Regions from separate parts of the Mus musculus genome. Here regions 2 and 3 are each linked to region 1. Evidence: chromatin loops called from intact Hi-C (ENCODE). Cell type or tissue: heart. All regions are shown on one strand. Each heading gives the region's core, and the rest is flanking DNA. Links, peaks and the distances in the headings are about the cores only. Region 1 overlaps Ncs1 (neuronal calcium sensor 1). Region 2 overlaps Gpr107 (G protein-coupled receptor 107). Region 3 holds the start of Ncs1 (neuronal calcium sensor 1).

Evidence for each region. Hi-C counts contacts between places; a loop is a spot of excess contacts. Peaks named below come from ENCODE experiments on the same cell type or tissue, not always from the same donor. Only the 100,000 strongest peaks of a DNase experiment are listed, where the experiment ranks them.
Region 2: it touches region 1 in a loop (5-fold over the local background); 26 of 42 quality-filtered maps call a loop at or near these places.
Region 3: a loop joins it to region 1, with 2.0 times the contacts of the local background. A loop is called at or near these places in 14 of 42 quality-filtered maps.

What each region holds. Positions count from the first base shown.
Region 1 is chr2:31,290,375-31,300,376 of GRCm38, reverse strand. Ncs1 (neuronal calcium sensor 1) reads right to left here. Exons shown (of 8, transcript NM_019681.3): 8 at 4,905-8,093. Among named protein-coding and RNA genes, the nearest start is that of Hmcn2, 19 kb to the left of the region's middle. In heart, for the core only: CTCF peaks have their summits at 891 (motif pointing right) and 5,193 (motif pointing right); DNase peaks (open chromatin) are centred at 2,326, 3,731, 5,166 and 5,694; H3K4me3 peaks cover 1,745 bases; H3K27ac peaks cover 1,421 bases.
Region 2 is chr2:31,188,536-31,198,537 of GRCm38, reverse strand. Gpr107 (G protein-coupled receptor 107) reads right to left here. Exons shown (of 18, transcript NM_178760.4): 13 at 9,725-9,855; 14 at 6,648-6,691. It overlaps Gm22516 (a small nucleolar RNA gene), which reads right to left and starts at 8,847; the gene lies at 8,725-8,847. In heart, for the core only: CTCF peaks have their summits at 4,019 (motif pointing left) and 6,901; DNase peaks (open chromatin) are centred at 3,977 and 6,647; H3K4me3 peaks cover 629 bases; H3K27ac peaks cover 4,061 bases.
Region 3 is chr2:31,240,399-31,250,400 of GRCm38, reverse strand. Ncs1 (neuronal calcium sensor 1) reads right to left here and starts at 4,478. Exons shown (of 8, transcript NM_019681.3): 1 at 4,159-4,478. The coding sequence starts at 4,222. In heart, for the core only: CTCF peaks have their summits at 3,917 (motif pointing left) and 4,674 (motif pointing left); a DNase peak (open chromatin) is centred at 4,590; H3K4me3 peaks cover 3,660 bases; H3K27ac peaks cover 3,891 bases; H3K27me3 peaks cover 2,300 bases.

The DNA.
Region 1 (10,002 bases), core at 657-8,656:
TGACCTCTCTGTGAGTGCTACAGGACACCCCCTCCCAAATAAATAAATCGACACATAATCTTTTATGTGGTCTTCATCTCTTCATCAGTGGCATGGTGCCACCAGGCGTGAGCGGTTCCAGGAGTCACACATCAGCTTTGCCTTTGCACGAGAACAGCAGTGTCTCCTTAAGCGTCAACTCAGCCCCACAGTCTGGTGGAAAATCCCAAATTCTGACAAGTGCCAGCTCCAGGCGACCCCAGGGAGAGGACGTCACGCCAAAGGTGATGAATCACAGAGACAGTCAGGATTAGTGGCCAGCAAGCTTAGCCACATATCCCAGCTCTAGTGTCCATTAGCTGTGTGACCCCAAGCGAGTCACTAAACCTCTCTGGGATCCGTTGAGGACGGTGACTGTAGTCACCACATACAGGAGCAATGGCAGCAAAACCATGGATGGGGAGGGACAAACAGCTGCTGTGAGCTCAGAAGGTGACCGCACCAGTGGCCACCACATACCAGCACAAGGGCCCTGCTTCCTTCTGTCAGGTGGACTGCAAAAAGCAAATTCCAGGTCCAACCTGTCAGCAGCTCAGGTGTGTCCAGAAGGGACCTTTGGACCATGCCTGCCCAAGCTTACCATCACCATTCCTGTACTTCGGGGGCCTCACTCCCAGACACATCTACTTCTGCCCAGGACCCCCACACCACACCCACCCACCTCTGATCTCCCACCAGACATAGGATCTCCCCACAGTCCTCACTCCTTACTGCTCAGGTCCAGGACACCTGCAGAGACCAAAGGCAAAGACAGCTTGTCTGGAGCCTGGAAGCCCCTTGCAATGGCTGTCGACCCTCTTAAGAGCAAAGGCAGCTTTGTCTATAAAATGTGAGTGTAATACCAGTCACAGCCTCTAGAGGGTGTTCCTGCAAGTATTAAATGAGCTAAAGCGGAGAATCCGGGTACAGAAAGGATCTAGGGTCAGCTGTGAGTATCAGAATGACCACTCATTCATCTGCTAAATGTTAAAATGGGGACTTACATAGAGGAGCCATTCCACCAGGCTTCCTGGGAAGCACAGAGAAGAGGAGCTGTGTGCAAGGAGTGCAAGCACCCAGAAGTGATCACTCGTCTCCCTACCTTCTCCACCTCTCCCGTTGGAAAATTGGGGGGTCCAGGGGCTAATCCAGGACCAGCTCTTTGTGGTGGTTTGAATAGGACCCCCCCCCCCCCCGCAAAGGCTCATATATTTGAACACTTGCTTATCAAGGAGTGCCGATACGTGACAGAGATTAGGAGGTCCACCCTGGTTGGAGGGAGTCTGTCACTGTGGATACAGCCTTGGGATTTCAGATGCAGAGCTCTCAGCTCCCTCTACAGCACCATGCCTGCCTGTGTGCCACCACGCTAATAGATAATAGACTAAGCCTCTGAAACTCTAAGCCAGCCCCAATAAAATGTTTTCTTTTATAGGAGTTGTGTGGTTAAGGTTTCCCTCAGCAATAGAGCACTAAGACCTCCTCTATCCCAGGATTGTTCCAGAAGTCACCACCACTCCCACTCTTCCTGATTTTCCAGAGGCAGGGGGGCGGGGGGAGGGAGTGGATTTCAGGACTCAGGAATGGTTTGACCCCTGAGATCTGCAGAAGTGAGTGGCTAGCCTGGGGTCTCACCAGGGGAAAGGACACAATTTCTGAGACAGAAGATGAAACAGACCATGAGCCCTGGTCCCTGACCGAAGGGTCCCTACAAAGTCCTTCCTGGACACCTCCTGGTAGACTCCAAGTGGATACCCTGGCCAGTCCACAGCCACTAGATCCTAAGTCTCTCGGCAAAGCAGAGATGTCCCCCACGGGATCCTTTGTCCTGGAAACATCCATCCTCTGGACTTTAAAGGAGGCAGAGGATACCCTGGGGAAGGAGGAGAAAGGGAGACGGGGAAGGGAGGAGACAAAACAATGACCTGAAACTTCGTCCCACGCAGGTACAGTTGTTGTTTGTTTGTTTGTCTGTTTGTTTTTATTTAATCGTCTTGGCAAAGGAGAATTTACATGCAAATACTTAGAAGAGACATCGGATCGTTAAATCCACCCAAAGGCACACACAATCTTTTGGAGATGATCTAAATCAGACTGGTGACAGAGACCCGAGACGGCGTAGTCAAGACACGCGTGCATTTCTCTTCCTAGACAAACTCAGTCTTGGGCTTGTGTGGCGACGGGGATGGGGACGAGATCCCAGAAACGCTCGTTTTGTTTTTTGTTTTTTTGGAGTCTGGCCCAACGGACTCAAAGAGGGTGAAGCAAGTTTCTTTGCTCTCACTCCATTGGTTAGAACTGAACCACATGGCCGCCCTTGCCCAAGGGAGGCTGGGAAATGTAGTCCTTTGCTCCACACCCCGCCCTGATGAAAGGAAGTGCAGGAGGCAACAACTTTCCAAGAGCTCAGTTTCCCAAACTCAGAGGATTTTGATGCTCTTTCTATGCCCACCACTATGGCCAGAAGATAGCCAAGAGGACAAGGTGGATGGATGTCAGGCAGGGTGGGAGAGGGCAGACCGGCTGCTGAGGAGGGCAGGGAGGCAGTGACCACTGCAGGGATCCTCCTTTGAATCTATACCACCATCCCCACCTCCCGCTCCTCTCTGCCCGGTCCTGTTCACCCCAAGTGGTGCCCTGGGTATTTTGTTATGGTTCGACTGTGAGGTGTCCCCTGCAAACCAGTACATTAAACACTGGTATTGGTCCCTGCCTAGTGGTTCTGTTTTGGAGTTTTGTAGAACTTTTGGCCTGTAGACAGCTTAGCTGGCAGACGTGCCCTGGACCTTAGAGATTACTAATCCCCTTCTGGTTTGGAGGTAGTTCTCTGCTCCCTGGTTTGAGTAAGCCTGAGGAGGACCTGCCTGCACTCCCACCACCATATCTTCCCAGCCATGGTAGACTAAAATCTCACCACGAGTGTAAATAAAAATTTCTCCACTATGATGTTTCTGCCCTGTATATTGGAGTGAGGAAGGGGGAGGTGGAAGACTCCCACTGGGAAGGAAACCAGCTGAGCTACCATAGAGAGCTCACTCCCCTGGGAGGAGGGAGAATTCCTAGGTGAAACCAGCACAGTAAGTCACCCACTAAGGTCAAGGCCTGCCTGTCCAGGGCGATGTGAGGCAGGATGGATGTGCCAGCCAGTGCTCTCAGCCCTCAGAGCCCCTAAGCTGTCCCTCCAGATCTGCCAGCAGGCAGCCTCCACAGCAAGCATACCCATGTGCCTGCCCGGCTTCCCTTGCACCCTGCACAGCTATGCCTGTTACATGGGGCTGGGGATTTGAACTCAGGTCCTCATGCGTTCAGAGGAGGCATCCCACTACTGATGCATCTCTCAGCCCCATCGATTTTCGACGCTTCCATGGATGCAATATGGTTGGGCTCTGTAAGTGGCCTCCAGCTTCCACCTAGGGACAGTTCCTGAGGACTGAGACCCTCCTCGGTAACAGGCTCTCTTGAACAGAGACCATCAGTCACAAGCTCTTACTAAATCCTGCTCCACAGCTTGCTCATCAGCACAAGACAGGGGAGATATGATTGGAGACAGCCCACCACAACCCCTGCCGCCGCCACCAAGGGTCTCTGAGAAACGCAGGTCTCAGCCAAATCCCAAGAAAACTGCATTCCCAGTAAGATGCCAGGTTACGCTGACACGGCTGGGGGACCACACTTTGAGAAGCTTTGACCAGGTGACATCCCATAGGGTGTCTTGTTGGGCTGTCAGGAGGAGTGCAGCTTCCTCTGGCCCATCCCCAGCTGCTGAGAACCTAACTGGTTTGAGACTATGGGGAGAAGGTACAGCTGGAGGGGAGGTGGGTGGAGACTAGCCCTGTTGGGAGGAGGAGATACAAGGTTCTGACCTCTGACTTTCAGACCAACAGGCCTCAGGCGAATGTATGTATGTATCCACCCATATACAGCAGTGTGGCCCCTAGGTGACCCCAGCAGATGGGGTATGCAGGAGGGGGTGCTACAGGGTGAACCTGTGACCTGCTCACCTGCTGCTCCCTGGTCACCAGGGCACCCTTTTATTTTTTTAATTTACTTATTTATATATGTGAGTACACTGTCACTGTCTTCAGACACACCAGAAGAGGGCGTCAGATGCCATTACAGATGGTTGTGAGCCACCATGTGGTTGCTGGGAATTGACTCAGGAATGACAGAAGATAGATCAGTGCTCTCTCCAACCCCATCACCACTGGACTCTTAACCCAGCAAACTGAGTTGATACCTTGCATGGGCTTTCTCTGGGGTATCCTGAGCAGACCACACCCAAAGCGAGAGCAAGACTGTCCTGGGAGAAAGAAATCTAAAGCAGACAGAAACACAGAAACAGACAAAGCACCAGGCTCACACAGGGAGGTGGGGAGGTCCAGGAAGCATGTTTAATCGGCCAGACACAGACGACATACATCGGGAGCAGGGAGGAGACCCGGACATGCGACAAAGCCTATCACCCTTGGCCTGCACCACCAGGCGAGGGCCTCCCTATGTCCCCCAAGACATAGACAGGACGGCACCCCAAAAAGAGACACCGAGGGTGCTGGGAACACAAGCAGGGAAGGATGCAAACAACCAGAGTGAAAACATCACCTTCTCTAGATTTGGTTTTTAAGTCACCTAAAAATCCGTCGGGAGCTGTAGGAACCCCTAGGAGCACCAACCCACACAACGCTGGCCTGTCACCCCTGCAAGGTGGCTGACCTCTTTCTGAGGCATGGAGAAACAGATCCAATGAGTAACGTGACTCCTCCAACGTCCTGAAGGAATCTGGAGACTTGGTCCGGGAATGCAGAGGTAAAGGGTGTTGGGTGGGGCCCCCACCCTAGGAAGCAGACAAAACCTGAACCTAATGCCAACACAGAAGATGGGACCAACTGTTTATTCAACAAAAGCCTTTTATTCATTCAAAAATTAACCATTGGATTTATTCTGCAGATATTTTTTTAAAAAATTAAAGTTGGGAGGGCAAAGCTTCCCACTGTGCCCTTATGCCAACTACCTTGCCAGTCCCAGCTGACCTAGCAGAGGTGTGGGTGGGAGGCATGCTGCCAGATATGTAGGGCTGGGGGCCCAGGACCTCGGAAATCACAGCCCCCACCTTGGCCTTCCCACCTCTAGCCTCACCTCTGGCTGGACCACTGCATCCCCGGGTGCCACTGCGGCTCATCACCACCAGGGGGCGTCCCCATGCATCTTTAGATCATGTAAATGCAGAAACACACTGGAAAGAATCTTGGAGGCTTTCTGCTTGGCCAGCAGTGGGGGCTTTCTCAGGAGAGATGCCAGGGATCCCCAGGGACTGCACACCCCACTATCTCCTAGAAGAGACAAGGTCCCCCAAAGTGCAAAGGAAACACAGCTTCCTAGGAAATGGCCTGTCAAACTGTAGACCATTTAAAGAAAGAGATGTCAATGCTGCATACATTTGCCTTGTTATTTTAAACCTGGCTAGATACTGAAAAGTCGTGATAGGCTCCCAAGTCACCGTCGACACAAGGTGGGCAGCAGATGCTGGGAAGAGGGGGTCACAGCATTCCTGGCCCTAGAAAGGAGGGTCTGCCGAGGTACCAGGGGCCTGGCCTCACTGGCTGGACCACACCCCTAAAGAAAGCAGCATCAGATGGGGTGGGGCCTCTGTGGAAATGAACTTGGAGAGGTCCTCAGGCTGCACAGAAGAGGCCTGGCCTCAGATTCTGGGCGTGCTGTGTGCCTCAGCTAACTGCTGGTGAAAGAGAGACAGACATCAGTCAGCACGCGTCCTTGAACAAAAACAGTGTCCCACACCCTGCCAGGAAAAGGCAGCCCAGGGCTGTCTCAAAGTCCGAGGCTTGGACCCAAGGACATAAACTGTGAAGACCAAAAGCCACACTGAAGGCTACAAACCAAAAAGCCGAGATCCTGAGAGGAAGCCTGGACCCACAGAAAAAAGTGAACACCTTAGCTGAGGAGCCTCTCCTCAGCTTGGAATCACTGGGTCTTGATGCCACCAAAAATGTCCACTGACAGAGGGACAGCTGAGTCTCCAGAGACCAGAGAGAGGGCCTCTCAACCTATGACACCACATCTACTCTCTAGGACATGTCAGGGATCAAGCAGGAAGATGACCCAAAGAGGTCTCAAAGAAAATTTCCCTGTGGGATCTGGTGGGCTAGCAATGGGCACAGCATGAGCAAAGGGTCTACCCAGGAAGAGGGAGTGTGCATGGACTAGCTAAGCATTCCCACCACAGGGATGGACAGGCAGCCAAAGCCACCTATTGATGGGGGACATCAATCCTCCAGGGGACAGCTGCTCATCCACAGGTCATTAGCAAGGAAGATTTTGGTCTCCCAGAAGTATGCTGGAGATTACAGGAGAGTCAGAGCAGAAGAAAAATCCGGGAACCAATTTCCCCCTCTCAATGGTGGGCAGAGAGGTTACACAAACTAGAAGCAAGAACTGTGAGCTTAGGTCTGCCTCTGCAGCTGAGAGGCTCACCCCGGAAAGCTCCCCAGGGTGAGGATGAGCCCAAAGGGACTCAAGAGTCTGGGAAATCCTAAAGAGGGGCTAAAGGGGGTGCCATCAGACACAGTCAGCCTCTGAGGCAGACCACACACTCCGGCAACCAAGGCTGTGCCCAGAGACTATATGAGGGTTGTACTGTCATTCATACGATCCTGTGCCCTCCAGACTAGAAAACCCAGCCATAGAACAGTGTCACAAACACAGGAACCCTAGCTCTGGGCTAAGAATCACACAAGATCAACAAAGCCAACCACCAGGCCTTCCAGCCCTGCTGATCGAGAAGGGAAAGACTACAAAGTCCCAGAGAAGCCATGGTTGCCCGCTCCTCCTGGTGACAAGTATGGAGCCATCTCTCTGGCTCTGGACCCAGTCCTGAGGACCAACAGGGCCTGGTGTTATCCTCCTACCCCTTCTTTCTCAGACTCCTGGTAGGGAAGAAGACTACTGCAAAAAGCAGTCAGGGCAGGAGAGCAGAGGGATTCACATGCCACACCTACCCAGCCTCTTAGCATCAGGGAGGCTGAGGCCAGCAGTTTGCAGGGAAACCCACTTCATACGCTCTCTACTGTGTGCCGGACACACTCTCCTAGCTCCTACTCTCAGAACAAGGCTCTCCATTTTCTTTCTGCTGTTAACATCAAATTTAAAGTTGCAAAATTAAAAAAAAAAAAAAAAAAAAAAAACCTCAAGTTTGTTTTTGAAAAAAAGTGTTATGGATTCCAAGGAGAGCAGAGGCGAGGGGTGGGGACTCCAGGGCAGAAGCTGGGGGAACAGTACATTAGCCATTTAGCAATGCCCACCTTCCCCTCTCCAAAAATGGGGCACAGTATCTGAGAAAAAAAAAAGAGGAAAAGATTTTTGGCTTCTTGGCCGCTGCAGGCCACCATCCTCCCAAGTGAGGCAGGCAGGTGGATGAGGGTGTGCACATGTAAACGGAGGCCCAGCATCCTGGGAGTTTCAGACACACAAGGTAGCAGCAAGAGTTAACAACCAATAAATAAAAGGTTCGATTATATATGAGTATAAAAAAAACCCTCAGTTTCTCCACAAAACGCACAATACTGTTATCACGTGAGCCACTGCCACTAACACCCTTGCTGCCAGCAGCCTCACTGGCCCTGGTCACCACCACTTCAGGGGACCAGGCAGAGACTGAGTTCTCTGAGACAGAGGCCTTCTCCCAATGGTCAGTATCCTTTAGAACAGAAGGTAGTTTGTTTTCTTTTACAATGTCCGTTTGAAATAAAAAAAGAAAGCACACAGGCCGGACAGCAGGAAGAATGGGGTGGCTGCCGAGGGAGACAGCCGGGCGCTCAGTTTTGCAGAGGGCTGGAGCCTTTCCGTTTCGGTTTGTCGTTGTTTTGGACAAGCGGAGGTTGTTGACGATTGGAACCAGTGGCTTCAGGCGGCAGGTGGATGCAGGGCAGGGGGGAAGAGAACCAGGGCCTGGAGGCTCAAGGGCGGCTGGCTTTGTGGAGATGAGGAAGGCTGGGTGGGCACAGGGGCGGTGTCAGGCTGCGGTGGCCTCATGGCACAGAAAGAGGCTAGTGGTTCCCACACATCTGCAAGACAGAGGGAGACAGGATGTGTTAACTGTTAGCTGTGGTGGCTGAGTGTCTGTTAGGGCCCAGCTTCTCGACTCCAGGCTACAAACTTATTTGGGCTTGGAAAAGGGAAAGTGATGATAACGAATGAAAGATCTATAAATGTGCCACAACCAAAAAATTAACTTGATACCACTGATGGCATGAGTCTGAGGCGCTTTGGTGACTCTCATCCGTGGGATATCTCCTAACTTGACTGCCGCCTCGATTCAGAGCACACTATCCATGAACCAATGCCTTTCTCATGACGTCACAGCACACACCAACGCTGCCTGAAACAGCTTCAGGCTTAAGATGCGTGTGTTATGAATTATAGCGTTTTTTTTTTCTTTCTGTTTACTGCATCTATACATTTTTCTGTTCTTACAGAAACATCACAGGTTAATTACAGAAAAATAAAAGCAATAAAATTATATGCACAACAAAAACTGCCTTTTAAAATACAATTCTTTATGATTTATTAGCTGTATGTGTTTGATTTAATGTTTATTTTGTATACTTGCATACCAAAAGTTATGTCAAAGTTTCTCAGTGAAAAGATGGATCACAAGCAAAGAAAGTGTGAGAAGCTAAAGGACACTAGAGGGCGCTAGAGGGGGGCTAGAGGGCGCTAGAGGGCGCTAGAGGGCAAGTCGGCATTCAGGGCTGGAAATCCTGAAAAATGCATGGTGTTGATTCACCACAGATTCTTCATATCTATCCCTGGGAAATAAATAAGATGTTCACCATGGCAGACTCCTTAATAGTGAAGGACCGACCTGAGTGTCCAATATCAGGGAACTGGTCGGATAAAATATTTACAGCCATTAAAACCACTGACAGGGCAAGTCACTAAGGACACATCAGAAGCAGGATGCGGATGCGCTCGTCTTCTGCCCATGAGGACGGTCATTATACATTGGAAGGAAAACATGAATGTCAACAAGAGCATGGGGAAATCGGTGTCCTTGCACCTTGACAGTGGGGACGTAAAATGGGAGGAAATAGCGTCTGAGGCTGACCTGCCTGTGTCAGGTGACATACACACCAACATGTCCTAAAATGGCTTTGATTTACAGCTCCAAATGTTTTATAAGGTTACTTATGAAACTTGATGAAACTGGCTCTTCATCAGAATCTGGGGTAACCTAACCCTGTGTTCCTGGACCGCGCTGTCTCACATTTTTTGGTTTTAGAATAGACTATTTCTTTTCCCCTTTAAGCTTAGAGCTGTGTTTTTTGTCAACAGCAAAAAGATACAAACACAGGGCTGAAGATGTGGCTTGGCAGAAGAGTACAACAAGACTCTTGTCGCAAACAAACAAGCAAACATTATGGAATAAATTATGGCCCACAGTATGATAGGATAGACCTGGGAAGCGCACTAAAAAGAATCCAGTCTCAAAAGGACATTTCAAAATAGATAAGTCCAGAGACAGAGAGCAGAATGGCTGGCAGGGAGAAGCTGGGCAGAGCCTGACTTCAGAGACGCCAATCTGTTAGAACCAGGAGGAGGTGGCAGGCACATAACACTATGAATACATACTAAATGCCAGTGAAGTGTTCAGTGTGCATGTGTGTGTGTGTATCAGTGTATGTGCGTGTGTGCATGCGTGTGCCTGTGTGTGAGTGTGTGCGCGCTCTAAGGATTAAAACGAGAGCCTCTCACATCCCGGCGAGTACTCCCATACCACGACATCACCACCTCTGTGTTTTTTATGTTAAGACCAAATCTGTTATTCAATTGTCCAGGCAGGTCTTGAACTCAAGACTCCTGCCTCAGCCTCTGAACAACTGAGATGACAGTGACGATGGGGATGACAGTGATAAGACAGCAGAGACAAGGAGGCAACAGGCCTACACCACCGGGCCTGGCAGAACTGCCCAC
Region 2 (10,002 bases), core at 674-8,673, 100 kb after region 1:
GCGGCTTATCTGTCTCTGAATGTGTATGTATGTGCACCCAAGGTCACAGCAACACTGTTCATCATACTCAAGAGACCCTTGACACATGGATGGTGACAAAACTCCACATACATAGCATGCAATATCATTCAGCATTAGAAAGCCAGGAAATTCAGGCCTGGCTACAACATGGGCTGACTTCAGGACACTTTGCTGTGTGGAACAAGCTGGACACAAAAAAAGTGCAGATACCACTAACAGCAGCCAAATTCATAAGGGCAGAAGGTGTGTGGAAGGGGAGGGGGCATTCCATCAGCAGCTAGGGTGAGAAGAGCAGGGGAAGGCACAGTTTCAGCTTGGGAACTTAGAGAGCTGGCAATGGATGGTGCTGACAGCTGACAACCGTGGGGACCAAGTGCAGACCACCACGGAACTGCATGCTCAAGTACAGTTCAAGTTTACTGCAGCACAGCAGCAGAAAAGCAGAGCAGAGATGCTATGAGGTGCGGCCCAGTGGAGGTGCAGCGCTCAGTGAGAGTGAGACGTCACGGGCTATGGGCCACATAAAGCTGGCAGGGACTGTTCTGGGACTCAGTCCTGGGAGGGGCACCGTTTCCTCTGGGCCAAATACAACCATCGCTGTAACACAGAGCAGTGATGGCCGGTGTGACTCTCATGTGGAGGGCACAAGGCCTCTTCTCTCCCTGACAGCTCAACTGCCCCTAAGTAAGGAGTGAACGAAGGTGGACTTCTGCCTGGCTGCAAGCCGCCCACGCAGGCCCTTTGTGCAGCTCCAGGAGGCTGGCTGGCTGGCTCACCACACTGGGCTCAACTGCTCCTTTGGTGATCCTAGGACCCCTGCACTTCAGGGGAGCAGATGCTTCTCTAAGTCTCCTGAGGAAAGAGCAAGGCAAGGAGTCTCACACTACGTTACGTTAGTGCGCTCCTATTCACATCACAGCACAGGAGGACAGGATCTCCCTGACAAGCAGGCTTAGTGGGCTCGAGCCCCACAAGTCACACAGAAAGCTTCACACAGCCAGACATGGAACTCACACCTGCAGTTGGGCCCAGCACTTGTGAGGCTGAGGTAGAGGATCATCATGAGTTCTGGACCAGCCTGGGCTACAGAGTGAGATCTGGTCTGGGCTAGGGCAAAATCCTCACTCAAAAACGACAAATACCCAAGGCTCAGTGGGTAAAGCACCCGCTGAACAAGCAGGAAGCCAGGAAGTCAGAGTCCCCAGACATGAGAGCCAATGTAGCCACTTGCCCGCCCATCTGCTTCCCAGAGTGCTGCTCCAGCCAGTGGCAGGTGAAGACCCCGGTCTGGGGTACACAGAGCTGATAACGGAGGGGACCTTAATGGCCTCCACCTGCATGTCATGGTGTACACAACCATGCAGAGAGAATGGAATAAAAAGCAAACAAACAACTTAATATAGACACACAGGTCTGTATCTTCTAAACCCTCAAACAGACCTACTGCCCAGACACGGGCTGAGAAGCCGCGCCTGCAGGGACTCAAGATGAAACAGAATCACGGCACTGTAGTCACCGCTATGGTGCATCCTGCAGGCTTCTTGTGAACACACCCAAGTAAAACAACACCTTCCCAGGAGGTAACCAAGGCTAGTGACACCGGAAACAAACACAAGTGTCCTGCAGAGAGGAACACCTTGCTGCTGTTAACGTTCACAGGTGCAGATTCTGCCTTTTGAGGCTCTGCCCCTGCCTGCCTGCTTGTGATGTCATCTGCCAGGTGAACACAGTGTGATGCCATGTATCAGGCGGAGCACACTGTTTCAGTGACAGCACTGCCCTCTCAGCTGCTGAAGCATTTCTTAAACAGCTCCACGTTGGTGTGTCCCCTCTGAGTTGGTGTGTCCCCTCCGTGTTGGTGTGTCCCCTTCGTGTTGGTGTGTCCCCTCCGTGTTGGTGTGTCCCCTCTGCGTGCCCGTAAGGGGTTTAAGAAGCTCTTGCTCACGTCGCCACCGTGCGCTTTCCTATACTTTATACTCAAAGTACAGCTTGTGTCCTGGCAATGAGCGCTGATCCAGCAGCTGTCCTTTCTTGAGACACAAGGCTTATGACCCATACACCGCAAGACCAAATGGACTTTCTACTTGCCACCCTGGGGCTGAGACTTGATGACACAAACACTTGCTGGATCGACACAGGCACTCAGAGAACACAAACCTGGCTCACCCGACAAGCAGGCACCAGGGAACAACTTGGTGGCCTGGCTCGAGACGACTCTGAGGGTAAGAGCACTCACTGCTCTTTGAGAGGGGCTGGGTTGGATTCTCAGCACCCATGTGGCGACTCAGCCTGTAACTCCGAGCCCCAGGGGATCTGGTGCCCTTATCTAGCCTCAGGGTACCAGACACGCATCTGGTATATATACATATACACAGTCAAAAGACTCGTGCACAAAACAAAGTAAAATGTAATAAATAAAAGAACTTGGTAGTTGCTGTGGTGGGGCAGCTCTGACCCTGCACAGACACCATTGTAACACGTCTGCACCCGTGAGGCACTCTGAGAAAAGAGCTGCTTGTGGTGGTTTGAGTAAGAATGGCCCCCTAGGGTCTAGACTCTCACTCACTCTCACTCTCTCTCCCTCCTCCTCCTCCTCCTCCTCTCTCTCTCTCTCTCTCTCTCTCCCTCTCTCTCTCTCTCTCTCTCTCCAGGCTCTCACTCACTCTCTCACTCTCACTCTTTCTCCCTCCTCTCCCTCTCCCTCTCTCTCTCTCTCTCTCTCTCTCTTTAGATCAGGATGTAGCTCTCCAGCACCCTGCTGCCATGCCTGCCACCATGTCCCTTGCCATGATCAAACTGTAAGCAAGCCCCCAATTAAACACTGTCCTTTATAAGAGTTGTTGTGGCATGGTGTTTCTTCAAAGCAATAGATCAATAACTAAGACTGTACTAAAAATGGTCTATGAAGCCACTGTGACCTAAAGAGCCCCAAGACGGTATTGGAACCGTGTTCTATGGAGAGGTCGCTCAGAATGAGGCCATGCCTCCACCAGCCTGCAGCTCTCCCATCACCACATCTTTCTGAAGTGGATGTAAAATGGAAGGCTCTTTAGAATACTTCTCCTGCCTTTCCCTCAGGAACAGAAGGCAAGAAAGGATGACTAGAGGTAGGGCCCGTCAATCAAGTTATCAGCATGTCCCCAAGCCAGTGCTGTAAGACAGAGAGTTGGAGCAAGGAAGAATCCTGCAGGTTCCAGGGCCAAGCAGCCAGTAGATCTTGGCTGGAGCACAGAGAGCCACTGCACACTCTCTTATGAGACTCACCCAGGCGCCTCAAAGCTATGGACAGAGAGATGCTTCGGCAATGTGGTGGGAATGAAAAGGGCAGACTCAGGCAGCTGCTCCTTATCGCTTCCCTCTGGGCTTCTTCAAGTTCAGCCAAAGGGACTCGAGAGAGCAGGGGTACACACGAGCCCAACCAACATTCTCCAAAAGCCACGCTCAACAGCTCAACAGCATCTTCCCGCTTCCTCAGCCTCACTGCGCCTACACAAGCCGGAGTCATGGTGAAGGCCAGGGAACAAGGCAATAGAAGACGAAGTGGAGCACCAGGCTCCAGCTGACCCTGGGGCCTCCACACCCTCAACAGACTGAGGCTGGCTGTCCTAAGACAGGCAAGACCCACAGAGAGTGGCCAAGGGGCCGGAGGACCCACCACATACTAGGAACCAGCAGCCAGCGCCTGCCCCACAGGCAAGGCCACACTGTGGTGACACTGACCCTGGCCTGCTAGCCCAGTATGCTGATACCCATGCTTCTCTGGGGAACTTCCTCCATGGGAACATGGCTTCTTTGACTCTGGAAGTTGTTTTTCGAAGAACAGAGTAAAGTCCACACTTATGGGTCAGTTCAAAAACACCCTGTAGAGAAGAGTCCCCCATTCTGTCACTCGCCTTTCTTCTGGACAAGGGGTTCTGTGAGGGTGTAACTCCTAGGCTGGGATGCAAGATCATTTTTACAAATAGAGAAGTCACATACTGCCACCCAGTGGAAGGCAGAAGAACAGCCTCGTGTGACCCTGATCTATACACCCACAGTTCTCAAGCTGGAGGTCCTGACCCCATTGAGGGTTTAACACACAGGGGTCACCTAAGACCATCTGAAAACACAATTGTTTACATTACCATTCATTACAGTAACAAAATTAGTTATAAAGTAGCAAAAAAATCACTTTATGGTTGGGGTCACCACAACATGACAAACTGTATTAAGGAGTGGCAGCGTTAGGAAGGTTGAGAAAAAGATAACTTTTCTGCAGACTGTCTTCATTGCAGGACCTGCCGTGCTGTCTACCCAAGGCTAAGTTCTTTCTTGCCATCCTCAACCAAGAGCACTGTGGATGAATCATCACAGACCAATCTCCAGTCACACCCAGGACAAGATGGAGGACAAAGCAGGGACAGCAAAATGGGCAGAAGCTAGAATGACAAGTAGCGAAAGATGGTAAAAAAGGGCCAAAGGCCATCCCATCACCAGGGGACCACACAGCCTAGGAGACAATCAGGCAGAACTTTCCACTTGGGGAGCACTACCTCTAGGATATTAATTTAGAAACACCAAAACGTGCAAGGAGAAAGGTAGCATGAGACAGGAGGATCTCTGTGAGTTCCAGGGTAGTCAGTGAGACTGGTCTCAAAGAACAAAACCAAAACACAAAACCAAAAACACAAAAAGGGCTGGAGAGGTGGCTTAGCGGTTCTGAGCACTGGCTGCTCCCCCAGAGGACCTGGGTTCAATTCCCAGGACAGTACCACAGCTGTCTGTGAATTACTCATATGGAATATAGACTATATGCAGGCAGAACAATGCGCACATGAAATGAAGGAATGAAGGAACGAATGAATGAATGAATAAATAAAATCTCATCTTAATACACTGAGGACGGGCAGTGGTGGCGCACACCTTTAATCCCAGCACTTGGGAGGCAGAGGCAGTCGGATTTCTGAGTTCAAGGCCAGCCTGGTCTACAGAGTGAGTTCCAGGACAGCCAGGGCCACACAGAGAAACCCTGTCTCAAAAAATCAAATAATAATAATAATAAAACCCTGTAAAAAGCCCCTATGCATTAAGTTATAAAAGCAATGCCACCTTTTAATATAATGTACATACAACAACAATGGGCTCAAAACACTCCTGAACATAGCCAGGCAGGCTTTCTCCCAGACCAGGTGATTCCTAAGGCTCTCTTCTGCCCACTGCAGAGGGTGGCAAGGTTACAGGCCTGATGCCCAAACAAACTGCCTGTGCTCCAGCTGCTGAGGGTGTGATGCGGGGTGGTGGTGGGGGGAGGGGGTGCCAAAGCCCTTGGGAAGAAAGAAGAAGGAATGACAGGAAGTCTGAATCTCAGCACTAGAGAGAACCAAAGCTGGCCCTGAGCACGTGTGGAGGCCTCGACGGGCAGTGAGCGCCTCCTATACAGGGCTGCCCAGTGCTGCAGAAGCCTGGACAGTGTATGGGCTATTCTAGGCCCAAGCTGAACAGAACATAAATACCCAGTGAGCACAGTCAGGTCTTGAAGAGAACTGAACCCTCAAAGCCGGGAGTCCTGTGGACACAGCCGGGAGGACGGGCAGCTCAGTGGTAATGTCCACGTTGTACTTCATCTCAACACCAAACCCACTAAACAACCCCCAAAATAAAACAAAGTGATCTACGTTATCAAGCCTAGAAAATGATATATAGCTAGCGTGTTTTGTCTAAAATGAATCCATACTTTTCTAACAACAACTGCTCAGTGATGAAGTTCTGGGGTGCAGCTAGGGGAGCAATTTCATGTGTTCCAAGAGCTGTTCCCCACCCTGTGGGCCAGTCCGCAGACTGGTGTAGAGCAGAAACACATGGGTCATTCTCTGCTGGGCATCAGGTGCAAAGGCAAGCTCGCCTGCAGACATCAGAGCTCAGGGCTGGACACCAGGCAACACAGAGCTTTATTGGCCTGAGTCTCTCACTTTGGAGAAACACAGGCATGCACTGTGTTGCAGCAGCCAGAAGGAAGCCACACGCTGCCACCTCCACCCCCAGACCCAGTGTTCCCACAGCCCACTGCTCTCCGACCTTTCCCAGACTCCAACAGTCTCTCCTGAGACAAGACTTCCTATTGGATTTGGTTTTGAAAGGTGAAGATCTTTAATCTGAGCAGGCAGATGGACCTCTGAGTTTCAGGCCAGCCTGATCTACAGAGTGGGTTCTAGGACAGAGAAACCCTGTCTTGAAAAACAAAACAAGCCAGGCGTGGTGGCACACGCCTTTAATCCCAGCACTCGGGAGGCAGAGGCAGGCTGATTTCTGAGTGTGAGGCCAGCCTGGTCTACAGAGTGAGCTCCAGGACAGCCAGGGCTACACAGAGAAACCCTGTCTCAAAAAACCAAAAACCCAAAAAAAAAAAAAAAAAAAAGAAAAGAAAAACAGAACAAAATTTTTTAGTAATTAAGAAAATAAGTAAAGATCACAATGAAAATGGCCAGCAGAAGTGACCCATGGCTGTTGCCCCAGGCCTCCCTGTAACACAGCACCTGCTGCCCCCCAGAGTGTGTCCCAGCCCTGCCTCTCCTGTCCCCGATCCTGTCCCGGTGGTCAGGGTGAATGTCAGTGCAGCCCAAGGAGCACGGGGAGCAGCAGACACTTGCCTTTTCCATCTGTGGCGGAGGCTTCTTGTAAATGCCTGATTGACCTAAAAATAACCACGCGGAGACAAAGGTTAGTGGGCGAGCCTGCATTCGCTTCTATTTATGGCTCTAGAAGCTTGGGACCCAAGCCCCATTATAAACCAAAGTATCTGGACCAGATGACTAGACAGCCCCCTCCTTAAAACAAGAGACCAGTGTCAGTCCACCCTTGGCCTGGTGCTCAGGTTGGGGGGAGAGGACCTCTGCTGGCAGAATCAGGGCCAGCAGGAGGGGCGAGAGAAACAATTCTGCTCTCACTCCGCAGACTCCCCTGTCCCTCTGAAGACTAGCAGCACTGCTAGGCAGGGAAAGGACCCCAGAGAAAGTGACTGCTGATTCCTAGCAGCTGTGACGGTCTGGGGCTTGACACGAGCTCATTGCACTTGGTAAGATTCACAGACCTGGAAGAGGCCAGTCTCTAATAACTAATCACCACCATTATGGTCTAGACAGGGGACAGTAACATTATTAAAGGTGCCTTGGAGACAGGCACTGTGGTGCAGGCCTGCAATCCCAGCATTCAGGAGGCTGACACAGGAGGCCTGCTGAGAGTTCAAGACCACCCTGAGCTATGGTGAGCATCAGGCTGGACAGAGCTCCCCAGTGAATCCCTGCTCAAAGAACAAGACATAAAATCAGAAAGACTTGGAGCTGCAGGTACAGCTCACAGCCACAGGGGAAAGCCTGCATTGAGCAGACAGACAAGGACGTGCAAGGGAATCGAGCCAGGGATTCGCAGGCAGGGCTCCTGTTCTAAGGCTGACCCTCTTATCTATAGATAAACCACTTCTAAAGCCTCAGTAAAATACCCAGCTTCATGAGAAATGAGCACATCAATGCTACCAGCATAAAGGTGATTTATGACAGTGCTGAACCAAGGCTGGCTGGATCAAGTATTTCAAAAATTTAATAGTGCTATTTACTTGTATTGAACTCAATGTGTACGTGTGTGCACACGCACATGTGTGCATGGCGGAGGACAACCTGCTGGTATTGGTTTTCTCCTTTTCCCATGTGGGTCCCAGGGATAAAACTCCATCTCAGTGGCCCACTGATACGGTTTCTTCTATATTTATTAAAACCTCATCTCTTACAGCAATTTTCAGAATGTGCACAAGGAATCTTGTCATTAGGCACCTGCTCAGAGCTGGATCAGGTGACAAGAAATGACCACTAGTAGCTCTATGCTTACGGTGGTTGAATGAGAATGCCCCCCATAAGCTCATATACTTGAGTGCTGTGTCTCCAGCTGGTGGGACTGTTTGGGAAGGATTAGGAGGTGTGACCTTCTAGAAGTGGGCATGTCACTGGAGGTAGGTTGTCTTAGTTTTGGGTTTCATTGCTGTGAAGAGACACCATGACCAAGGCAACTCTTATAAAGGACATTTAATTGGGGCTGGTTTACAGGTTCAGAGATTTAGTCCATTGTCATCAAGGCAGGAATCATGGCAGCGTCCAGGCAGACATGGTGCTGGAAAAGGAGCTGAGAGTTTTACATCTTGATCTAAAGCCAGTCAGGAGAAGAATGGCTTCCAGGCAGCTAGGAAGAGGTCTTAAGTCCACCCACAAAGTGACACACTTCCTCCAACAAGGTCATACCTCCTAATAGTGCCACTCTGGGCCAACTATATTCAAACCATCACACAGGCTTTAAGGTTGAGTTAGCATTCTCTGCTTTCTATTTACAGTCAAGATATGAGGTCTCAGCTACTCATGTGCCATGCCTGCTTGCTTGCTGCCATGCTCCCAGCCTCTAACTCTCTGAAACCATAATCCTCAAATAAACTCTCTCTTCTAGACATTGCTTTGGTCATGGTATCTTATCATAGCAGTAGAAAAGTGAGACAATAGTCAGTTGGGATCCTTGTACTTCAGTGTTTCAACAATTGCAGACATTAGGGGCAGGACTTAACTCCTGCTCCCAGCAATGTCGTCACTACCCAGCAATAGCACTGACTATTTTGGGTAGATGCTTGAGCTGCCTGCTGCGGGCAAGACAGCAGTGCAGCTGTGAGACTGCATGGTAATGGTCTTAACCCCATTTCCTTTCTTTTTTTAGGGCTGTCTGCAATGGGCAGGCAGTCCCAGTTATGTGCCAGCAATTGTTATGGTACTGCAACCTAACCCGTCCTTGTGTCTCAGGGGGAGTCAAAGGCAACACCCAATTTCTTTTTTGAGACAGGATCTCACATAGCCCAGACTGGTCTCAGAGGATGTTATGTGGCAGAGGATGATCTTGAACTCATGGTCCTTTTGCCTCGACTTCCTCCGTGCTGCATCCATGCACCACTCTGACAGGTTTATGTTATGCTGGGAAGGAATGCACACCTTCAAGGACGAGGAGGCAAGTTACTCTGCCACCGGGCCACAGCCCAGGCCTCCTAGCTCGCTTCTACTCTGGCAGCAATGGGGAGGGTGACTCTACCTAGAACCATGAAAAAATCAGAGTGGCTGGACAACATACCAGACAACCTTAGGATCCTAGAAAGCACTGACTTACTGGCACGAGCGTTACCAAAGACCGCGCCTCACTCCTCAACATTAACTCGGTGTGAACAGCTCTGTCAGAAGCAGTGGCCAGACACCAAGGATGAGCGGGAGATGCACCATCACCAGCCTGTTCTGCCTGCATGACTGCACTAAAGCAGCAATCGGCAGTTCTCTGCCATGATTTCACAAGAGCACAGCAATGACACCTTTAATGTACAATCAAAGCTGCCATTTCTGGATCAGAGCAAGCTATTCTCTAGAGCCCAAAACCTGGGTGGCCTGAGGACTACCATTAGTTTATGTGAGCATATGTTCTCATTTTCCATCTAACCTGGCAAGAAGAATTACTCTCCTACTCAGCCCTTGTCAAACTGTGGCTGATATTTAACATGACCACTGGACCCTGCAGCCTGTGGTCCAGACCAGCTCTACAGGAGTCCCAGAATCCCACTCTGAGCTAGTTATCTGGGGCAGCCTGGGGTCCACAGGGCAGTCTTATGCAAAGAGCTACCCTGTGACTCTGCACACACTGCCCTAAGGTTGCTTACCACACCACTGGGAAGAGGATGGCGCCACAGCAAAGCAAGTCAACCAGGAACAGAGAGTCCTTCCATAGGCCATACTCAGTTGTGCCCTCCTCAGTGGACTCTATGATGATGTAGGCCACATTCGCCAGGACCTACAGGCATGAGACCCAAAGTATGAGTGCTGTTATGACAGTGGCCCCAGTGGGATGTCACCCCACCTCACCTGTGCTGGGCCTGTGGCAGCACCCACAAGCTCCCTGATAGCCTTGTCTCCTAGCTTGCTGGTCCCTGAACCTGTG
Region 3 (10,002 bases), core at 1,221-9,220, 51 kb after region 1:
TCAAGGTTGGCAAGCAAGGTCAAGGCCAAGCTGAAACTGACCAAGAGACAAGAAGTGATCTCCTGTCTTAGTTAGGGTTTCCATTGCTGTGAAGAGACACTATGACCAAGGCAACTTTTATAAAGGACAACATTGAATAGGGGCTGCCTTACAGGTTCAGAGGTTTAGGCTGGTATCATCACGGCGGGAAGCACCGCAGTGTGCAGGCAGACATGGTGCTGGAGGAGCTGAGAGTTCAGCATCTTGTTCTGACTGCAGCCAGGAGAGACTGTCTCACGGGCAGCTAGGAGGAGGGTCTCATTGCCCACCCCCACAGTGACACCCTTCCTCCAACAAGGCCACACCTCCTAATAGTGCCACTCCCTGGGCCAAGCATATTCAAAGCACCACACCTCCCTTCCATGAACAGAATATCTCTGGCTAGCAGTATCTGTGGGATGGGGGAAAAGGTACCTCTGCCCTTGCGTACACTGAGACCAGGACATAGGATTTGTGAGCCGCCAGTCTGGTTTCCGCTGGAGGCAGGAACTGTGTCTCTTGTTCCTTCTCTGTGTGCCCAGCAGAGTGGGTACTCAGTGAATGGCAGATAAGGACCGTTCCAACTCGATCCAGTGAGGAGGTAGACTGCATTTAAGAACAAGGCCCTACTGGGCCTCAGGGAAAATAGCCCAGGAATCACTCTATCCCTGAGTTACTGTGTCAAGCGCAAAGACTGGGATGGCAAGAAGCACCATTTGCAGAGATGAAACCCACCCACAAACGACATTGAAGGCTGGCTCATAAAGAAGTTCAAGGCTGAGGTGGTGGCTCATTGATAGAGCACTTGGCTTATTGTGTGTAAAGTCTTGGGTTCCATCCCAGCATTGGAAAAGGATGTGTGTGTGTGTGTGTGTGTGTGTGTGTGTGTGTGTGTGTGTGTGTGTGTGAATAATGCTTTCAAGCAATAGTGGCATGATTTGGGAATAGTCCCTGGCTTTTTACCAAGATGCCCCACTATACCTCTGTTCACTTCCTACTACCAAGGCCAAACCCATTTTGCAGAGAAGGAAAGCAAGGCTCAACTAGGCAAGAGGAAAGGCTTATCCCTCAGCTTATTCAGAGATACAACAGTCTCACCAATCAGCTCTATGAGAGTGAGGCAGACCCCCGCCTCGTCCCCTCAGTACTCCCACTGCGGCTCATGCCCGTCTGTGAGTCCTGCCTAGGCTGGGGGGCAGAGGTAGAGGGTCTTCACCTTTGCTAACCTGGTCCCCTTAGAGATGGAGGAAGTTCCAGAGAAGAGCAGGCGTGCACAGTGTCAGTAGATAATCTCATCTGCACAGGAAGAGCACAGGAAGTTCCAGGGCATTAAGCCTGACAGAAGGTTATCTTGGACCAGGCTCAAGCCAGGTATGAATCCAGATGTGTGGTCAAGTCCTTGTGGAGCCTTCTCATGGAGCCCTCAGCCTCCCCTGCTTACACACTCTCTCCCCTTCTTTCCTCTCCCCCCACCCCTGCCTCCACACAACCCGGGATGGTGCCCAGCATAGACTCAGGTAGGACCACTGGGTCCCCAACCTGGACCCTGCAGCACAGGACAGTCAGGGACCTGGAGTATGTGCCAGGCTATGTTTCTTTAACTGGGTCTCCCCAGAACCAAGAACCAAAATCAATATATGACTCTCACTCTTGTTCTGTGTGTTGGTTTGTGTGTAGATGTATTCTACCCTTTCGATTGCAGCTGAAGGCCAGAGGTCAATGCTGGATGTTACAGCTTTCCACCTTCCTTTGCTTTTAAAGGTTTGTTTTATTTTTAATTATGTGCAAGGAGCTTGGAGCAGTTGTGTGTGTGAATACAGAACCCATAGAGACCAGAGACTGTGGCTCACATTGAGCTGGAGTTACAGGCAGTTGTGAGCCACACATGTGGGGGCTGGCAATTGAACTCTGGTCTTTAAGGAAGAGCAGTGCTCATTCCTAACCGCTAAGCCATCTCTCCAGCTCCTCCGCCTTATTCTTTGGGCTGGTGTCTCTCAATGAACCCAGAGCTGGCCATTTCACTGGACTGGCTGGCCAGTGAGCTCCCAGAATCCCTCTATGTCTGCCTTCCCCGTGCTGGAGTTATAAGCATGAACCACAGTATCCAGCTTACATAGGTGTGTGCTGGGGACCTGACTCGGGTCCTCATGCTTGCACAAAGCATCTCTCCGGCCTCATAATTCACACTGTCAAGAACTCAACTCCAGAGCTCAGCCCAGACCTAAGAGAAGAGCAAGCCAAGCAGCAGGGATAGGAGATGGTGACATTTGGGAATCCTTCCTGGATGATGCGTCCCTTAACTCCCTACTCAGTATTTCCCTGGAAGAGAGGGGAGAGAGAGAGAGAAAGAGAGAGAGAGAGCGCAGCTGTGGACCAACCACATAGACTTGCCTGGAGGGAGCTGGTGTTCACAGGGAGATAAGAGAGAAGCAAGTGAGTCCCCCAGCCCTAAGTGAGGCCTTGGATGAGGGGGAAGTGCCCAGACTGCCTCAATCCCTGAACAAAACTGCTCCACATCACAAAAGCCCTTTAAAAATAGCTCAGCGGAACTTCACCAGGCCAGTGCCTGACAAGAGTTCTGCTGGCCCCATTCTTCCCAAGTTAATGGCCAGCCCTTCAGAGATGGGGCTGAACGAAAGGTCTTTCAAATCCAGCACTGGGCCAGGGTAGGAAAGAGAGGCACAGAGGGCTCTTGGCATAAGCCAGGGATGCCAGCTCACATCTCCCAGCCTTGCCTTCCTCTCTATGAGCAGCTGGAGTGCCCAGAACAGGACAAGCTGTTGATGTACAGCTGTGCTAAGGACACAGCCGATGGTGCATGACACACTCAGTAAGCAGGACCCTGACTTCACAGGGCTCATTGGTGGCCCCCAGCCTCACCATCATGGAGACAGCATGGTACACCACATGCCATGGTTCCTGGAGAAGTCCATGGAGCCCTCTACCCTCCCCACACCCTGGGGTCCTGGCCCGTTCAGGGAGGGAGGGTGTCCCACCAATAGCCTACCTGCTAATGGCTGTGAGCCACACCTTCGAGGGTCCAGTTAACCTCACAAACAGCAACAAGCTAGAAAAAGCTACCCACCCAATCTGGAAAGAGAGAGTAGGCAGCCTGGGCTGGGAAGGATAGTTCTCCTGGATGTGACCTCCAAGGTGTCCAACTCCTCAGGACAGGGGCCAGGAGAGCCCAGGCAGTAAAGCCCCCTTTGTTCTAAGTCTGGGAGAGTGAGGAGCATGGGGCTAAGGCACTAGGTTGACCAAGACCTGCAAACGTGCTCAGAAGACCGATACCGGGGGTGGGGGTGGGGGTGAGAGCAGAGACCATGCACTGCACCAGAGCCTCCATCTACACCGAGCTGTCAGTTAACTGCCTGTCTTTCCGGGTGATGCAGAGCGCTCAGCCAAAGCTTCCCAGGACCCACTTCCAGGGCCACCCCTGGAGAGGCTGCGAGGAGGGGGGACACCTGGTGTGGAGGCACTAAAGATGCAGAGGCAGATCTGTGAAGTTGGGCAAGTGGAGAGCCACGCCTGGGACTGATCTAGTGGACCGTGGAGTGGGACAGACCTTCCTTCGCTCGTCAGCTCGGGCCATGTAAACCCATTTCCTGGTGCGGTAGAGACAGGAGAAGGGAAGGGGGGATGGAGAATACAGCCCAACCGTGCGACATCTAAGAGGGCGCCCAGGACCCTTGGCCCTCTACCGTCACTACCTGAGCGTTCTACCAGTCTCGCCAGCCCTCTTCCTCCCAACACAGTCACACTTGCCAGGGAGGGGGCGACAGGCCAACCTCGCAAGAGGCAGGAGCCGCAGCAGCATCATTAAGCATGAATCACCCACCCACCCTGCTCCAAGCAGGAGAGCCACACAACGCCCGGGCGCCCCCTCCTGGGACCACTGCCCCCCGCCCCGGCACAGCCCGGGTCCTTCGGACAGGAGGGGAGCAGCGGGTGGGCTGCGGATGCCCTGAGGACCCAGAGTGGTCCCTGGAGCACGCTGACAGGCGACACCCAGCCATGGCCGGGGGCGGGGGCGCGGATAGAACAATGGGCCAGGTGCGGGGCAGGGGCGCGGCCGGGAAGGGCGGAGGGAAGGTCGCGGCTCGATGGGGAATCGGGGATCTGGGATCGGGGCTCACTCACAGTAGGTTTTTCTGGTCAGCTCCTCCACAACTTCAGGCTTCAACTTGCTGTTGGATTTCCCCATGCTCGGCGGCCGCGGCCCCCGCTCCCCGGGCCGGACCCGCTCGGGGCGCCCAGCGGGAGCGGTTGGGTCGGGCCGGGGTGCGCGGAGGCCGGCAGGCCGGGCTGGGCCGGGCCGGGGCCGCGCCTTTGTCTGGCCGTGCCCGCGCGTCCCGTGCGCGGGGCTCCGGCGTGCTGCGCGACCGCGGCTGACGGTTCAAGGGGCCTCGGGGACCCGGCGAGGGCCAGGCCTTGGCGGTGCAAGCGGCCACGGCGAGGAGTTGCGCGGGGCTGAGAGCCGCAGCCGCCGGGGCTCGGTTGCCGCGGTCGTCCCTGGTTACTGGGCTGCGTAGCACATGCTCGCTACTGCTGCGCCGCCGCCGCCCCTACGCTCCCCGCCTCCCGCCCGCACCGGCGCGCCAGGGGTGGACTCGGAGCCGCCACTCATCGCCCGGCGCCACCTCCCGCCCAGCTCCGACAGGCGCGAGCTCCGCGTTGAGGCACCCCCTCTCCTGTTGGCTCTCCGGGGACGCTGGGAGGTCGCCGCACCGCCCCCTCCGCCGATCCATTCCCCCCTCTCCGCAGCGGCGTGGGCAGGGAGGGCCCGGAAAATCGGACGTGAACGAGGCCAAATCCCTGCCCGGCGCAATTCATTCATTCCACTTAGATGTGTTGGGCGCTGGGGACCTGGCGGCCAAGAGGACAGACGCGATCCCAGACCTCTCCAGGAGCATCCTGATGTGCTGGCTGGCATGGGTTTCGGTGGGAACACTTTTGCCTGGCCTTGAGGGAAGTGACTTCAGATTGAGAGAGGAATGGGGTATCAACCTGGAAGGGGTCTGGCCTGGGAGGGAGAGCAGCCTCTACACCCGGGGCTCCAGGCAAGGCTGGGAATGATCTGAGGCCAGGCAGAAGGGCCAGAGCTTCTGGAGACCAGCCTGGCAAGCCGCTTTCCCCAAAGACCTGGCCTCTGTCCCCGGTGCCCAGGAGTACTTGCAGTTCAAACCTTCTCTGTTGTGGGGCTTGCTTGAAGTGGCCAGAGGGAGCAGAGCCTGTTGGTGGGGCTCCATGCCTGGAAGCCTGCAGCTGGGGAAGGACTCCAGGAAAAGGATGGCCTGCTCTCCCCTCCTCCCAAAATGTCATCGTAATTGAGACCTCTCCTGACTTTCTGCCCAACTCTGTCTCCTTAACAGCTCAGGAAAACTTGGACCTCTTAGTCCATTGGCGCTTGCTTCTTCCAAAGAATGAGCCTCAGGGGGAGGGGAGCAGAAATATGTCTTGCTCTCAGAAGGCCCTGAGGGCCAGTGGCAACTTCTGTGAGCCAGTCTTAGTAGCAGAGGCCAGGGAGCCAGCCCAGCTAAACAGGGAAGTGGGTGGGGAGGCAGTAGGATCCCTGGTTCACAACTGGCTTAGACAACATTAGGAGGAAGAGTTCTCAGGGAAAGGCATGAAAATAGATCGGGTAGGGGAGGAATGACCCATGCCAGGAACCAGAGCCCTGGAAAGACCATGGCAAGATGAAGCCATTCCCTCCTGAGCCAGCAGGGATGCAATCACGGACAGAATTTCTTTTTTTCCCTCTCAGAGGGTGTAAAACCCTGCCTGGGGCGATGGTACCTTTCAACCCCACCTCTTGCATGTCTCCAGCCTTCAGATGGTCTCGGTTCCTTCCCTTACATGAGCCCAGGCCAGACCCAGGTCCCAGCTTGTTGGTGTGAAGAGCCCGTTCGATACAGGAAGTGAGCAGACATGGATCCTGGAAGCTGGCGCTGTGCCACAGCTAAAGGAATTCTCGCTAGAGGTTGGAGCAGGGTGTCCCAGCTTTGAGGATCGATTCAAAATGTACACGAAGGAAAAGCCACAGAAAGAGGTTCAGAGCTGGCCAGCCTCACCTGAACATCCTGCTCAGACAGAAACCTTGGACCATGGGTTAACAGTTGAAGCCTTAGAGAGCTGTGAGCCAGGCCTGTCATCTCTTGGGAGATGGAGGTAGGAGGATCAGGAACTCAGTGGCAACCATGGCTGCCATATAATGAGTTCAAGGACAGTTCTATGCTCTACAGGAACCCAGGGGTTGTTCCATGTGTTGGGTGCTAGACTGAAGACTGAAGACACTGCAGTGAGCAACATGAGAAATGGTCGTGTCTCAAGCCTGCCCAACAACAACCACTGGTCACCAACACCATGACAAGAACCAGGACTCTGGGGGATACAGGAGTCAGGGAAGTGCCTGGTTCCTCACAGTCACGGACACCACTGATACCGGGTTAGTATTTGCTAGGCACCCACTGATGCCAGGCCCCTGGGGATGTTGAAAAAAATCCTTGCCTCAATAGAACTCACAATTTAGCGACCAGGGAACAATAGAAATCATGAACAATTCACGAAACAGACACTATGTTACGTAACCAAGGAGAAATGGCTCAAGCAAGGTTAGGCAAGGGATGCCAGGTACAGGCCAGGATCTGTGAGGCCCCTGGGAGGGAATCTGATCAATGACCTGAAGCAGGGAGAAGGGCATTGAGGACCAAGTGAGGCTCTGTGTAGAGCCAGGGAGCACAGCTGCGACAAAAGCAGTCTCAGAGGGTGGGTGAGGAAAGGCAAGAGGGTGACTGGGGGAATTATAATCCAATGGGGTCTATTCTGGCTCATGGCTGTGGAGGTTCAAGGTCCAAAGACTCCACTTGGTAGAGCCTTGGGCAAAAAGACAGGGACAAAGGGAGAGAGAGCACTCCCTCTGCCCCTTCGCATAAAAGCCACCAAATTTGCCAGGCATTGTGGTACACACCAGTGATTCGAGCATCTGCCCAGCTGAAGTGAAGGGCTGAAGCTTGGGGGGGGGGCGGGGTCAGGGGGGCGGTGAGCTGAGATCAAACCGATGGGAGCTGGGGAGCGATTCAGTGAGGAAAACAGCTACCTCACACGTGTGTGCAGGCAGGAATTCAGATTCCTGCACCCCTGTGAGTGTGAGGTGGGCATGGCAGCCTGCCTGTACTTCTAGCCCTTGGCAAGATGGCTAGCTGGCTAGGCATGCGTATACACACCCCACACATACATGTTGGGGGCTGGAAGCCAGGCATGGTGGTGGACACGTCTCATTCCAGGGCTGGGGAAGGCAGAGACAGGCTTAGCCTAGTTGGAGCCCATGTCCCAGTGGCAGTCCCTGTCTCAAAAGAACAATGTGAGTGGCTCCTGAGAAATGACACCTGAAGCCAGCCTCTGATTTCACATACACATGCATGTGCCTGCCCACACACCTGTACACACACATACTCATTTTTTTTAAAGACACCAATGCTGGCTCACAACCATTCGTAACTCCAGTCCTAGAGGATCCGATGTCTTCTCCTAACCTCCAAGGGCACCAGGTGCGCACATGGGGTACATAAATACACGCAAGACATACATTCACATAAAATAACAAAATAAATACACCTAAAGAAATCTGAATGTTTAAAAAGCCACCAGTGTGAGCCACAGCAGATGGCAAGGTAGAAGTAGGAGACTGGGGTGAGAGTCACATCAGGGAGACTCACTCCAGGCAGTCACGCAATCTAACCTGCCTAACGTCATTGCCAGGTCAGTGAGGCTGGGCATGACAAGTGCTGAGTAGAGCCTGCATTGGGCTCATGTTGAGGAAAGCAGAGTCAGGCACCTGGAGAACTGGGAAGGACTGGGAGACAAAGGCGGCAGGGACAAGGGAATGTCTGTGACCTGGGCGGCTAGGAGGTAAGGAGGAGGCAGTGCATAGGCAGAAAATAAGAGCTTGGTGATGGGGGGTGAGGCTGAGATGCTGTCAGACATGTGCACAAGTGCAGGACACAGGTACAGGAGCCATCAGCAGGCGGACAGGCCCAGGCTGCAGGTCTAGGCTGAAGGTCTGGTGGCAGCTTAGACAGGGACAAGGTTACCCAGGGATTGTAAGACCAGGGGGTCAAGTAGGAGGGACTGGAAGATTTGGGCAGGGTGTCCTAGAAGTGACTTGGAAGAGGGCCAGTCAGGAAGGTGGAAGCCCAGACCCCCTGTGCAGACAGCAAGTTGTCCCTGGGGTAAGAGGTTCCCTTGGGGTGCTTTGGGATGGGTGGGGGCAGCACAGCACCTGTGAAAATTTGCTTGAGGAGCAATTGACTGCAGGTGAGGTGCTAAGAGGGCAGCTTCGGGGTGCGCGAGGGGTCAGGTGTGGTCCTGCTGGGTCAAGGGCTGAGTCTACTAGAAAAAATGCATTTTTGGAGTTGAGGCCATTTGGGGGGACAGGTTTGAAGAAGAGAGTCGTGAGCTAAAGCATTGACTCCAAGAAGTCTACAGGATCTGCAAGTGAGGATGGGGGAGGGGGAGGCTTCCTGTTAAAGAGAAAAGCCTGGCTGGGAGAAAGCGCTCAGTTGGAGAGCTGCCCGCAGGCACCGGTCCCTGCTGTGATCCCTAACGCTGAATAAACACTTGGGAGGAGTGAGTCTGAGGCTAGCCCAGGATGTAAGAGATCCCCAGTTCATCTCCACAAACAGGTGAAGGAGAGAAATGATTTCACAAGGCTTTCTCTGACCTCCATGTGCACATACAAACGCTGGGAATAAATAAAATAAAAAGCAAAGCAACCGAACAGCACAAACGTTGGTTATCTCTCCCCCTCCAAGGCTAAGGAGTCGATGAGGAGGATCCGAGGAAGGTAAGAGGCAGGCTGGAGACATGGCTCAGGGATTAAGACGTGCTGCTCCTCCAGAGGACATGTGGCAGCCCATAACCCATCTGTAGCTGCACTTCTAGGAGATCCGCCTCCCTCTTCTGGCTTCCTTGGGTGCCTATGTGATGCATGTATGCAAATACAGGAAAACAACTGAATGAAAAAGAAATAAAAAAGGAAGGAAAGAAGGACTGTTCCTAGGGATGAAGGAGGAGAAAACTTGTGGATATTTAGCTTTTTGTTTTGTTTGTTTTGTTTTTTAAGATGGGTTTTTTGTTGTTGTTGTTAAGTTTGGTTTTCGAGATAAGGTCTCACTATGTATGTATGTATGTATGTATGTATGTATGTATGTATGTATGCTGAGGCTATCCTGGAACTCACTCTACACACCAGGCTGGCCTTGAACTGCCTGCTTCTGCCTCCCGAGTGCTGGAATTAAAGGCATGTGTTACTACACCCACACAAAAAAAGGTATGTTTTTATTTTATGTGTCTGAGTGTCCTACACGTATGTGTGTGCACCCTGTGTGTGCGGTGTGTGCTTGATGAGCATGGAGGTGAGAAGAGTGAGTTGGATCGCCTAGAACTGAGGCGTGAACCACCATGTGGGTGCTGGGAGCAGAACTGGGTCCTCTGCAAGAACAGACAGTGCTCTCAACATCTGGGACACATCCCTACCTGGTCACATCATTTCTCCTGTGCAAACAGCCTGAGGAGGAAGAAGAGGCCCTCCTGGACCACACGTCCATCTAAGAGCTTGTCCTCTGTCACCCAGACTTGCGGAATCAGAATGAGGTGGGCTGAGAGCACACCTAAGCCTTCACTTGCTCCACCCCTCACCCTTCCTATTGTTTATAAGACTGTCTGGGGGCTGGAGAGATGGCTCGGTGACTCAGGGTACTGCTTGCTCTTGCAGAGGACGTCATCAGTGCCCAGCACTCACATCTGTAATCTCAAATACAGGGTGTCCAATGGCATGTGTGTGTGCACGCACACACATATAATACTATTAATAAATGAATATTTAAAAAATCCACCTGGAAGTGGGTACCAGACCGGCATGGAAGGCTGCTGGAAGGAAAGCAGTCAGAGAGAGGCTGGATAACATGTTAGGAAAATACAGTTAGG